Regions from separate parts of the Homo sapiens genome. Here regions 2 and 3 are each linked to region 1. A link is an interaction called in ENCODE POLR2A ChIA-PET data of the cell type or tissue named here. Cell type or tissue: MCF 10A. All regions are shown on one strand. Region 1 has its middle 4.4 kb from the start of SERPINB5. Region 2 overlaps PHLPP1 (PH domain and leucine rich repeat protein phosphatase 1). Region 3 overlaps KDSR (3-ketodihydrosphingosine reductase).

Region 1 (4,000 bases):
TGGATATAGTATGTTTGTTAAGAATGCTACCTGGATTTAAATCGGGTTCTACCATTCACTAACGTTGTGACCTGGGGGAAGTTACTCAATAGCCCTAGGCATCTGCATGTTTTTCCTTTTCATTTATAAACTGGGATGAAAATAGACCTTACATAAAGTGTTACTGCAAAGCATGTATAAAAGGTCTTCCTCGTATGACTTTAAAAAATGCTCACACAAGGCGCTGTGGGTGTATGTTCTTCACCATTTGGAAACAAGGTTTGGACTTAGTGGAAGCAAGCTTGCTTTAGCGAAGAGCTGCGCTTCTCCTTGGCACATTTCAGTTGCATCACCTATCAAGGCAGAGATCATGGCCTGCAACTGAGTCAGCACACTGGCTGATGGTACAGAGGAGGAGAAGGGAGGAGGAGGGAGAAAGAAGTCAGGCGTGTTCCCATTTGAGCAGCTCTCCCCTGCGGGGGCTGACACTCTCGGAGGTGCTCCTGAGCACCCCAGAGCCCCGGGCTTGGGCTCTCCTCAACCCGGCTCACCTGGGGTGTGGGTGGCGGTAGGGGTGGTGTGCCAAGATGACGTGCTCATCTCAGGACGACGTCAGCTTCTGTTGTGCAGCTGAGAGGTCTTATGCCTCACAAAGATGCTCTGGAATTTCCACTGCTTAAGAAATGCAACTTTTTAATCATAAGAAATGATATATGGTGATTGTTGAAAATTTGCAAGATATGCCAAGGATATGGAAAAATAATCTTTAATTTTGCCAGCCAGAAATAACTATTATTAAAATTGTTTAGGCCAGGCGCGATGGCTCACACCTGCAATCCCAGCACTTTGGGAGCCCCAGCCGGGCGGATCACCTGAGGTCAGGAGTTTGAGACCAGCCTGGCTAACATGGCAAAACCCCGTCTCTACTAAAAATACAAAAATTAGCTGGGCATGGTGGCACATGCCTGTAGTCCCAGCTACTTGGGAGACTGAGGCAGGAGAATCCCTTGAACCCGGAAGGCAGAGGTTGCAATAAGCCAGTAGAAATTAGGAGCTTCTGCTTCTTGTTATAAAGCACTTAAGGGTTGCTTAATTTTGTATTAGCAAATTAGATATTTAGAGGACTTGAAGAAAATATATAAAATAATTTTTTTTTGAGACGGAATTTCGCTCTTGTCACCTACGTTGGAGTGCAGTGGCCTAAGGGATTTGTCACTCAATTTTTTGCTCAGATATGCCTTTACGCATAGTATTAAGCATTTTATTTATTCATATATATTTTTAATAGAGACTGTGTGTTGCTGTGTTGCCCAGGCTGGTCTCAGACTCTGAACACAAGTGATCCTCCTGTGTTGGCCTTCCAAAGTGTTAGAATTACAGGTGTGAGCCACCGCGCCTGGTTAACGAAGCATTTTAGAGGCAAATTGTGCCACTTCTACTATCTGGTTTTGGTTTAACTCTGGGGTCCTGTTTAACTCTATTTTTTTTCACTGTGGTCTTTTTTTTTTTCTCTTAAGTTTGCTTCTTAGAAAATTTCACACAGCCTGTTTTCTGTAATATAGTACAGTTTATCATTTAATATAAAATTTCTTCTAGACAAACACCAGAAGTTGAAAAGACAAAAAGTATGAAATAAATCCTCAAAATAGAGTAGTTAGGAAAAAGAATTATAAATCTGGGGCTTTTAAAATAGTTTTTTTTCCATCTCAGTCAGAAACTTTAAAGCAGTCACTTTATCTTCCCTGACTCAGTTTCTCCACAAGTGAAAAGACATAATAGTCCACAGTGACTAGTTAGGATCCTTTATAGTCAACTGTGAATGGCTGGAAACGTGGACAGCTAATATGATTCCACTATTGTATGGGAGAGGCATCATGTGAATTAGTGGGAATCACCTTTATTAGTGAAGAAAAAAATCACTTGATGATTTGTAGGAATCCGGGGAGAATGCTGAGAATTTGTGGCTGAAACTTCTCTTAGGAAAAGAGAGAGATTGAGTGAGAGCGAGAGCGAGACAGAGAGAGAGAGAGAGAGAGAAAGCGAGAGGCACATGCTAGAACAAAGCTCCTTTCATTTGTTCCTGGGAGTGGCTGGGTGTGTCAAATCATCCCTCAGCCTCGATGCTGAGTAATCAAGTATAATATTTGCAAAGCTTCAACCTATAGGTAAGAAAAAGCACCAACAAAACAGTCTCCTAGGTTATTAAATATTTAGTCCAATGATTACTTGTGTTGAACTAGAGGAAGTTATTGCTTCATACAATTGTATAATGAATGAATGAATAATTCATTCTTTGAGCTATGTATCTCCCCTCCAAAAAATCTACTCTTTTAAATATATAGTCAATAAAATGGTTTTTGTGGCAAATAAAGAGAGGGGAAAACATTATGGATTATTTTTGAAATTATAGAGCAAATGCTTTTTCCTACAAACAGGTGTATTCTTTGTCACTAAATTTTTTTAAATAAATCATTTATTTGGTTGGGTGCGGTGGCTTACGCCTGTAATCCCAGCACTTTGGGAGTCTGAGGCAGGTGGGTCACAAGGTCAGGAGATCAAGATCATCCTGGCTAACAAGGTGAAACCCCGTCTCTACTAAAAAATAAAATAAAAAAAAAATTAGCTGGGCATGGTGGCGGGCGCCTGTAGTCCCAGCTACTTGGGAGGCTGAGGCAGGAGAATGGCATGAACCCAGGAGGTGGAGCTTGCAGTGAGCCGAGATCGTGCCACTGCACTCCAGCCTGGGCGACAGAGCGAGACTCCGTCTCAAAAAAAAAAAAAAAAAAAAAAAAAAAAAAAAAAAAAAAAGAATCATTTATTTTACAAATGTAAAGTGTTTGGGATGAATCAGATGTACTGGTCTTCATATACAAAGAGAACTGGAGGAAAGGTAGCTGGTATTTAAGGAAATGTCAAACTGACTTCAAATTTTGGGTTGAATTCATCCTTAGTTGAATTCCTGTCGGGTAGGGTTATTTCCCACTCATTCATTCTCTACCCACTATGTGCTAAGTACCCACTATGTGCCAGATACTATTCTAAGTTCTTGGACTACATCAGTGAAAAAAACAGACCAAAAAAATCTGCTTAGATTTCAGCTGAAGGAGGCCATCAACAGTAAACATAATAAGTGAATTGTATAGTATATCATATAGAAAACTATAAAATCTGGCCTTATATCTGCTTCTTATAGGTTCAAAGTTCATCAAGAAGAAGGGAGATCAAAAATACTCTGGAGTTGACTATTCATGGGCCCACATAAAAAGCTTTTCATGAGGCAAGAGACTGAAGATTATAACAGGATAATAACACCATATTGTTATTTTTATGTTGTTGCTCTCTGAGTTATTAGTATGAGTAGAACCTTTTTTCTTATAAGTCTGATGCTTCTAAGTCCACTTGTTAACATAATTGACATGACAACTTTGTTCTTTCCAGGCATTTCCTTCAGGATGTATGTTTTTTTTTTTTTTTTTTTTTTTTTTTTACAGTATAACAATTAGTGTAGGTATCTGACTTATAGAAATGCAAAGCTAAACTGTAGTCGGCTTGAGATCCATAGTTAGGTCTTATTCTGGGTCTTGCCCAGGGTCTGACACACTCAAAAAATGCTTATTCAGTCAATCACAGACTCCAATCAAAATGTCCAGTTAAAACAGGGAAGCAGAGTAGAAACCTATTGAATGCAGAAGACTTTATTGAGGCCACTCTTTCCTAAAATTAATCAGCAGGCATGTTCTCCAGAAACTAGTTTGAAATTCTGTAATTTAAAAAATGTGAACTGCTTGTATAACTCCATCCTCTCCCACTTTTCTGTTTTCTAGTGTCTTTTTAGGTAGAATTCTAAAGAACTTAAAATTTTGGCTGCCGTGGAAAAGAATATTACTGGGAAATGGGTCTTCTCAGTCAAATAGAATCACAGTTTTAATACTCTTTCCACTGAATGGGAACCACTTTTTTTTTTCCTGCAATTTTGCCTAAATCAACAGTGTGTTTTGTCAATGATGTTACACCTGAGACT
Region 2 (4,000 bases), 690 kb before region 1:
ATCAATTCTTTAATGTAGCTAAATAATACTCTTCTTTTGGTTTTAAGTTTCGATTAATTCCAGAGGTGTTTTGGGACTTGCTGAAGTATCATCAGGCCATGTGTTCTGTTTTTTTTGAGTTAAAGCTTGGCTGAGGCAGGCTGGTAGATTGAGAGCTCTCTGGGCTGGAGGTCAGGAAGCCCAGCCTCTGGTTTTAGTTCTGCCAGTAGCCAACTGTCCACATGAATATTTTGGCCCTCAGTTCCCTAATTTATAAAATAATAGAGTTGAATGAAATGGTCTCAAATGTTAGTCTTTTTTTAACAGTGTATAATTATGTAATTCTGGGCAAGAACCAGTCATTTTGCGCTTGTGGGAATTTTTATAGGTTGTATGCGTATGTGGTATATATGATAGTTGTCCAGTTACCATTACGCTTTTCAAGAAGGAATAGTCGAGTTTGTTTTACTTAACTGAACATTAAAACATCTGAAGGATTCAGAAGTGGTCTAGTTTATTTCAGTTTTTGTTTGTTTTCATTTTTGTTAGTGGCTGCAATAAGAAATACTGTACATGATTTATTGGGCATATTGATTTAAAAATTGGCAGTATTATTTAAGTGGATAATAAAGTTTTGTCTTAAGGATACTTATTTGGCCTTCTCACAGTTTGAAGGTTCTCAACCTTTTTCTTCTTTGGAAGTCATTTGAGAATTTTATGATTGACTTGGCCTCATGTGTCCTACTTTAGCACATCAGTTTTACTTAAGGTTCATATCATTCTTCATTGACATTAGATATGCATCAGTTTTAAGAAATCTTATAGAATGCTGAATGTTCCATTCCGTGTTCTGTAGTTCAGTGCTCATCAGAATCACCTTAGGATTTGTTAAAACATGGATTGCTGCTCCCCACCCTGAGTTTCTGATTCAGTAGGTCTGGAGTGGGACCTGAGAACTTGGGTTTGTAAGAAGTCCTTAGGTTATATCACTGCTGATCCAAGAACCATGCTTGGAGAACCTCTGCTGTAGTTTGTCAAATTCTTTATTTGCATGTGCTGGCAGCATTTTGATTAAGGAGTCTTCCTTACTGTATACTGATGCATCTCAACAATACACCTTGTGGTCCTTGGATTCCCTCATGCTATATGATACCTCATATCCTCTCCAGCTTCTTGGTTAGTGTGATACATAACACAGTTTTCAATGCCAGTGGAACTCTTAACAACAGGATGCTGCCAGTAACTTTAACCTTCCAGGTTGTGTGTTTCAATGGGAAAAGCATGCATTTAGACATTTGGGTTTATTCTTGAGAACACTGGCTTTGGAATCCAAAAGGCCTTGGCTCAAAGGTTAGCTTTACCACTTATTTGACTATTTGAGTTTGGGAAAACTATGTAACTCTTCTAAATCTTAGTTTCCTTAATTTAAAAATTGTTGAAATTTTATATTTGCCTCATAAGATTTTTGGGAGAGCTTAAGTAAATTAGATAAGGTATATAAAGTGCTCCGTAGATACTCAATAATTGATGGTCTTAGAAAAGTTTGTACATCAGTCTAAATGATTATAACTTTGATGTGGCTTTGGACAAATTTTCTCTCCATTTCATGTCTTGCCTTAATGTGGGTTGCTCACCTAACCTGCCTACCAGGGCCTCGCCATGGACAGTAGACAGGTGTCTGCTTCATCTTACGTGTTTGGAAATGCTATGTCTTGTTCCTGTCTAACCTGGCTCTATCACTGGGCTCTCAGTTTTGGCTCCTGGCTCCACATCAGGCCTTTCCTGCCCTGGTGACCTGTTGCTGCCTGTTTCTCTGACGCTCACCTTCACTTGTGAGAGTCACTGGGTTCTGGAGTGGTTTTGTATTCCTCTTTCTGGCTCCATGTGAAAAACAGTGTGATTAGAGGTATATCTCTACCCTCCCACCTGGGATAAGATGATTTTTTTTTTCCACCAAATTAATTATGTTAAATATGTGTGATTTTAATTTATAGTCAAACTGTCTTCTGCATTTTAAGCTCCAGTTTTAATGCTGCATGTTCATTAGAAACATAGCCTCATGAAGATAACTTTGATTTATTGTATTTTCTTAAAAAGGGCCTATATTCACCAGATTTTCATTAGCTTGGAATACATATGAGAAATTTTTAGCTGTGAGTCTTGCTGATTGGAATGAAGATTCCCCTAAGAAACTGTTTTAGTGACTAATAAAAGTTTTGTAAGAAAGTGCCAGTTGCCTCCATCACAAATAACACTTGGTAGCAGTGTTGGAGGTTCAGTGACTTGTCATTGTTTCACATTCTTTTTTGTTATGGTCATGAATTCTCTGTTGTCCTAAGTCCTATTGTAATATGTTTTCAGCCATACTTTTGATTTCATGCTTTTCAGATGCCAAAGGGGTTTGTCTTTGTTACATATTTACGCAAACACTTCGCTGCCTATTTCCTCTTCACTTTACTGATGCTCCTCTTGCTCAACTGGAGGATGTCTGCCAAGAGGCATGAGTCTGCCTGTGCAGGTGTCTCCTAATCCTGATTTTTGCTTGTATTTGTGAACATGTGGCAAGCCTCTTCTGCTGAACCAAGTAAGGGTTGTGGAGAGAGAACAGAGGCACCAGACATAGACTAAGGTGTAAGGAGCAAGATGTAATAGTTTAACTCAATTGGATTTTTTAATTGGGTGGAATAATTCAGGGTTGCCACACAATATTATCACCTAAAAAGATGTGACTTACTGTGAAGGATTCAATACTAAATAATGGGGCTCTCTCTGCCATATATATTCTTGCTTAAAAGTATCTTAGTACAGTGCAGACATATTATATACAAATTTAATTTACATGAATTCAGCTATATGCACTCCATCTTTTATATTAACTATAAGTGTTATATATGTGACAGAATTCACAAATGAAGGAATTTACAGCAATAATTTCAATAATATGTGATTTTATCCTATTCACTGACTTTAATATCTATCCCTAGGTAAGATAGGGATAAATCTCCTATCCTATAAATTCTTACCTGTAAATTATTTGAGGGAAGGAGAAATAACAAGGGGTAGTGACTCTTGGCGGTGTTAAAGATGGCATAGCAAAAGGCAGTGCAGTGGTAATTTTTGACAGATTAAGATCAGATGTTTTCGGGGCAAAGCGCTATTTGTTTTTTGACTTCCAGTGGTCTGTTTTTTGACATCTGTTTGTGCTGTAGTAAAATTAATTTATTTACTTTTATAATGTTTTAAACACTTAGCCATAGTTTGGGTTGCTTCCAGCTCTCATAAGTAAATCACTTTGATGAGAGTTTATGAGAATCTTTAAATAATTTAGGGACCAATAAAATACTGTTCTTGCCAGAAGATAGAAATGATACCCATCAATGGTACTCATGCTAAAACTTAGTGAGTTAAAAGTATTTGTTTTCAGAGTTTTAAAAAAAAAAAAAAAAGATGAGTCACGTATAGTTACTAGGTCTTGATTCTGCTCCCCACAAGCCTTTCTTTTTTTTTTCTTTTTTTTTTTTTTTTGAGACAGAGTCTTGTTCTGTTGCCCAGGCTGGAGCACAGTGGCGTGATCTTGGCTCACTGCAAGCTCTGCCTCCTGGGTTCACGCCATTCACCTGCCTCAGCCTCCTGAGTAGCTGGGACTACAGGTGCCCGCCACCATGTCTAGCTAACTTTTTTGTATTTTCAGTAGAGACGGGGTTTCACCATGTTAGCCAGGATGGTGCCGATCTCCTGACCTCGTGATCTGCCCGCCTTGGCCTCCCAAAGTGCTGGGATTACAGGCGTGAGCCACCACACCCAGCCCACAAGCCTTTCAATAAATGCTATATTGTAATGGTTATTGTAACAAGAAGCTATTGTGCAGCACTCATGAAATGAGTATCTTTTCTGATCCATGAATAGCACTATTAAGGGGACACCTGAAGCCTTGAAGAAAAGCTTTTCTTTTGCCCTTTTTTCTTGATGCATTTTTTTTTTTTCTCTTAGAATAGCTACCAGTTTATGTTTGGAATACAGC
Region 3 (4,000 bases), 140 kb before region 1:
CAAAATAATACATTCTATAAGCGAAGCAACTGTTTAATCCATGATTCGTGTCTCACTAAATTTAGCTGTGTGTGACCTGATTCACCTAGAAAAGGTTTTCTAGTCTAATATCCCAGTACTTTTTAAGCAAGGCTACCCCTTACTCTAGAGGAGTATTCCATTTTCAAAACACATTGGAGCAGTGGTTCTTAGGTGAAAATCCAGGTTAACACCTCAACAGCAGATACGGTGTTTTATTTCTCTATCTGCAAGGCCCGGCACTGAAGACTTCTTGCCATTCTAAATTCCTGAAGTTATATCTTTAACCTATTTACTCATTCCTGGTGGAGGAAGAGGAAAAGTTGATAGCTCCATAAAAATACATTGTCAAATAAAGTTACTTAGTTTTCCCTTAACCTCTTCTCATCAAGGTTTGATGAAAGGCAGTTTTTCTCTTGTCCATCGGCCTGTCTGATTGCTAGCCTAGGCAGAGCTTACCTGCTGGAGCCCCTCAGTAATAGAAGTTACTGGAGCCATCCCACAGGTCAGGGCCGAGAGCATGTACCCATCTGAGCCAAGGGAACTGTTGAAATTTCCTTGCTAAAAGAGAAGAAAAAGAAGAGAAAGAGGGAATCCTAGTAATGTGGACAGAAATCAGTCGGACACATCAGAAACAGTGGAGTGTGCTCGTTCACTTTAAGTGAGATAAAATGGTCACAAAGCATTGATCAGCACTCAGAAATGGACGCACGGCCTTGGCAGATGGCAGTTCTCAACAAGTGAGTCCACGGACCCCTGCGGGCCCCCAAGGACAAATGATTGTCCTAATAACACTAAGACATTCATTGTCTTTTCCACAGTGTGTTGTATGGAAAATACAGTTTTGCCTCTGCAAAACTGCAGAGACATGGGCAAGAACCACGGGGTTCTTGCCAAACTGTACTAGGAGTCATTGTCACCTCTACTACCACACGCACTCGCAGTAATAAATAATACACAAAGAAAATACAAGTTCTAAAATTCTTTTAAAAATCAAAGTGTCAGTTTTGCTTTAAAATCCTCTTGATAAAGCAGGAAAATTCATCATTTTGTTCAATGGCAACCCTCGAGGACATGTCTTCTTAATACTCTGTGTGACAAATGAGAATGCGCCCAACGCGCTTCCGCAGCACTGCATTCCAGGGCGGGACAACTGCCTGGAACAAAAGTCCTTGTGCAGCTCCTGAAGTCAAGGGCTAAACTGCCACTTCTTTCATGGAGCATCATTTGTATTGTTTATTTATTTATTTTCGACAGAATCTCACTCTGTGGCCCAGGCTGGAATGCAGTGGTGTGATCTCTGCTCACTGCAACCTCTGCCTCCCAGGTTCAAGTGATTCTCCTGCCTCAGACTCCCAAGTAGCTGGGATTACAGGCATGCACCACCACACCCGGGTAATTTTTGTATTTTTAGTAGAGATGGGGTTTCACCATGTTGGCCAGGCTGGTCTCAAACCCCTGAGCTCAAGCAATCCAGCCGCCTCGGCCTCCAAAAGTGCTGGGATTACAGGCATGAGCCACCGTGCCTGGCTGGAGAGCATAATTTTTATATGAAAGACCATTGACAGGAAATCTATAGTAATTCAGACTTAGGTATGTGGCAGATGTGCAGAAAGCGAAGCAAGCAAGTGTGTCACTTCAGGAAAAACAACTGGCCACGTGTCATCAATGTGAAATCTGAGCCTTCAAGAAAAAATTAAGATTTGGAAAAACTAGTATCCACCATCACGAGACTGTCAGCTGCATACTTTTATGATAAGATCAGCAGTAATACTGATGAAAGCGATTTTTCTGATCACTCAGTCAACCCATATTTTCCAAATGACTAATGCATAATGTTACGAAATCATGAATGGTTAAAAGATCCATTCAAAGTACAAGACGGACCAATGGAATTTAATGTAACAGAGAACAAAACATTCATTGATGTAGTTTCCAATTCTATACTGCAACTAACCTTTAAGAAACTACCATTTGTTGAGTTTGGGTTTGATATCAAAAAAGAATGTCCATAATTATCTGAAAAGCCTAGTAAAATAGTCTTCCCTTTCCCAACTCCGTATCTGTCTCAGGCCAGATTTTCTGTATATCCTTCCATCAAAACAACATTATTACAACAGATGGAATGCAGAAGCAGCTATTTGAATCCAGCTGTTAATGCAGACCTTAAAGCAACTGGTGAAAATGTGAACCAATGCCACCGTCCTCACTGAACTTTTGTTTTGAAAAGTAGTAAATTTTGTTTAAAAAAAGTCACTTTATATATATGTGACTTTATATATATATATATGTGACTTTATATATATATATATGTGAATATATATATATATATATATATATGGAGTTTTGCTCTTGTTGCCCAGGCTGGAGCACAATGGCTCAATCTCAGCTCACTGCAGTCTCCACCTCCTGGGTTCAAGCGATTCTCCTGTCTCAGCCTCCCAAGTAGCTGGGATTACAGGCGCATGTCACCACACCCGACTAATTTTTGTATTTTTAGTAGAGACGGGGTTTCATCATATTGGTCAGGCTGGTATTGAACTCCTGACTTCAGGTGATCCGCCCGCCTTGGCCTCCCAAAGTGTTGGGATTACAGGCACGAGTCACTGTGCCCAGCCATTTTTGTTATTTTTAATGAATCAATAAATATTACAAACAGCTTCCATTTCAAATATGGCAAATATCAATAAATATAGCCATGTAAATAAACAAAAGTTCTCTGGGGTTGTTGACAATTTGTAAGAATGTAAAGTGGTCAAGAGAAGAAAAGTTTGAAAACCACTAAACTAAATGAATACTGCCAAAATACTAAGAGCTATTTAGCATCATTAGAAACACTGAATGGGCTGGGCACGGAGCTCACGCCTGTAATCCCAGCACTTTGGCCAAGAGGCTGAGGCGTGCGGATTACCCGAAATCAGGAGTTCGAGACCAGCCTGGCCAACATGGTGAAGCCCCATTTCTACTACAAATACAAAAAATTAGCCAGGTGTGGTTGTGAGCACCTGTAATCCCAGCTACTCAGAAGGCCGAGGCAGGAGAATCACTTAAACCCAGGAGGCAGAGGTTGCAGTGAGCCAAGATCGTGCCACTGCACTCCAGCCTGGGCAACAAGAGCAAAACTCCGTCTCAAAACAAACAAACAAACAAAACAACAACAACAACAAAAAACACCAAATGCATTTGCTTTGACCCGAGATAAGCAGGAAAAATAAAGTCTCACTTGTGCCATCTTCCTGAGCCTTTTAATGCACTCAGGACAAAGTTCTTCACACATGTATATATTTCAACAGAATTCACTATTCTCATTCTGCTCAGTTCAGTCTAATGTGACAGCATTTAGGCCACTTCAAGGCTGTCCACCATGTGCTGACACCTCTCATTCCAATGGTCCTATAGATTTTCCAAATTCAGTGTGGGTCTGTGGTTTACAGACATCCCTCATAAATGTGCATTTTTCCGCATTAACAGAAATGTTGTCAAAAAGCATGAGGCACATATGTTGTTCTTCTACAAAACAGCACATCATTTCTTAAAATACCATTTTTGATTCTGAATTAAAAAACATATCAACAGGGAAGACAGGAGGACAGGCCCACGGGGCTGGTGGCACTTTCTCGTTAGCTAACTTTTGGGAAAATGATACTGGGAAGCAGGAATGGGAGAGAAAGCAGCCAGGTGTATATGGGACATAGTATATATCGTTTACACTCATAGGAAAGTCTCATTTTCTTTTTAAAGAACCGGTGTTTCCAGACATCCTTCTAGTAAACCTGTTCCTCAGATTAAGGTATACAATCAGTTTTCAGGAGGCTACTCACTAATATGGAGTCAATAAAGCGTCTAAAAGAAGAAAAGTTGAGTCCAATATTAGATATGACAAATCTGACAGACTAAAAAATTCTAATAATTGATGTTTTGAAGTAAGTCCTTGGACAAATATCTTTTCAGAAATATAGTACTACAAACACAAATAGTACAG

What was found. Peaks named below come from ENCODE experiments on the same cell type or tissue, not always from the same donor. Only the 100,000 strongest peaks of a DNase experiment are listed, where the experiment ranks them.
Region 2: POLR2A ChIA-PET joins it to region 1 with 5 read pairs; 1 of 35 experiments calls an interaction of 5 or more read pairs at or near these places.
Region 3: POLR2A ChIA-PET joins it to region 1 with 7 read pairs; 3 of 35 experiments call an interaction of 5 or more read pairs at or near these places.

The regions. Positions count from the first base shown.
Region 1 is chr18:63,470,540-63,474,539 of GRCh38, forward strand. No RefSeq gene overlaps it. Among named protein-coding and RNA genes, the nearest start is that of SERPINB5, 4.4 kb to the right of the region's middle. In MCF 10A, no CTCF peak of the experiment used is centred here; DNase peaks (open chromatin) are centred at 342 and 2,062.
Region 2 is chr18:62,779,742-62,783,741 of GRCh38, forward strand. The region is part of intron 1 of PHLPP1 (PH domain and leucine rich repeat protein phosphatase 1); the gene reads left to right. Among named protein-coding and RNA genes, the nearest start is that of PHLPP1, 66 kb to the left of the region's middle. In MCF 10A, no CTCF peak of the experiment used is centred here; a DNase peak (open chromatin) is centred at 2,460.
Region 3 is chr18:63,334,780-63,338,779 of GRCh38, forward strand. It overlaps KDSR (3-ketodihydrosphingosine reductase), which reads right to left. Exons shown (of 10, transcript NM_002035.4): 9 at 478-579. Among named protein-coding and RNA genes, the nearest start is that of BCL2, 17 kb to the left of the region's middle. In MCF 10A, no CTCF peak of the experiment used is centred here; a DNase peak (open chromatin) is centred at 1,852.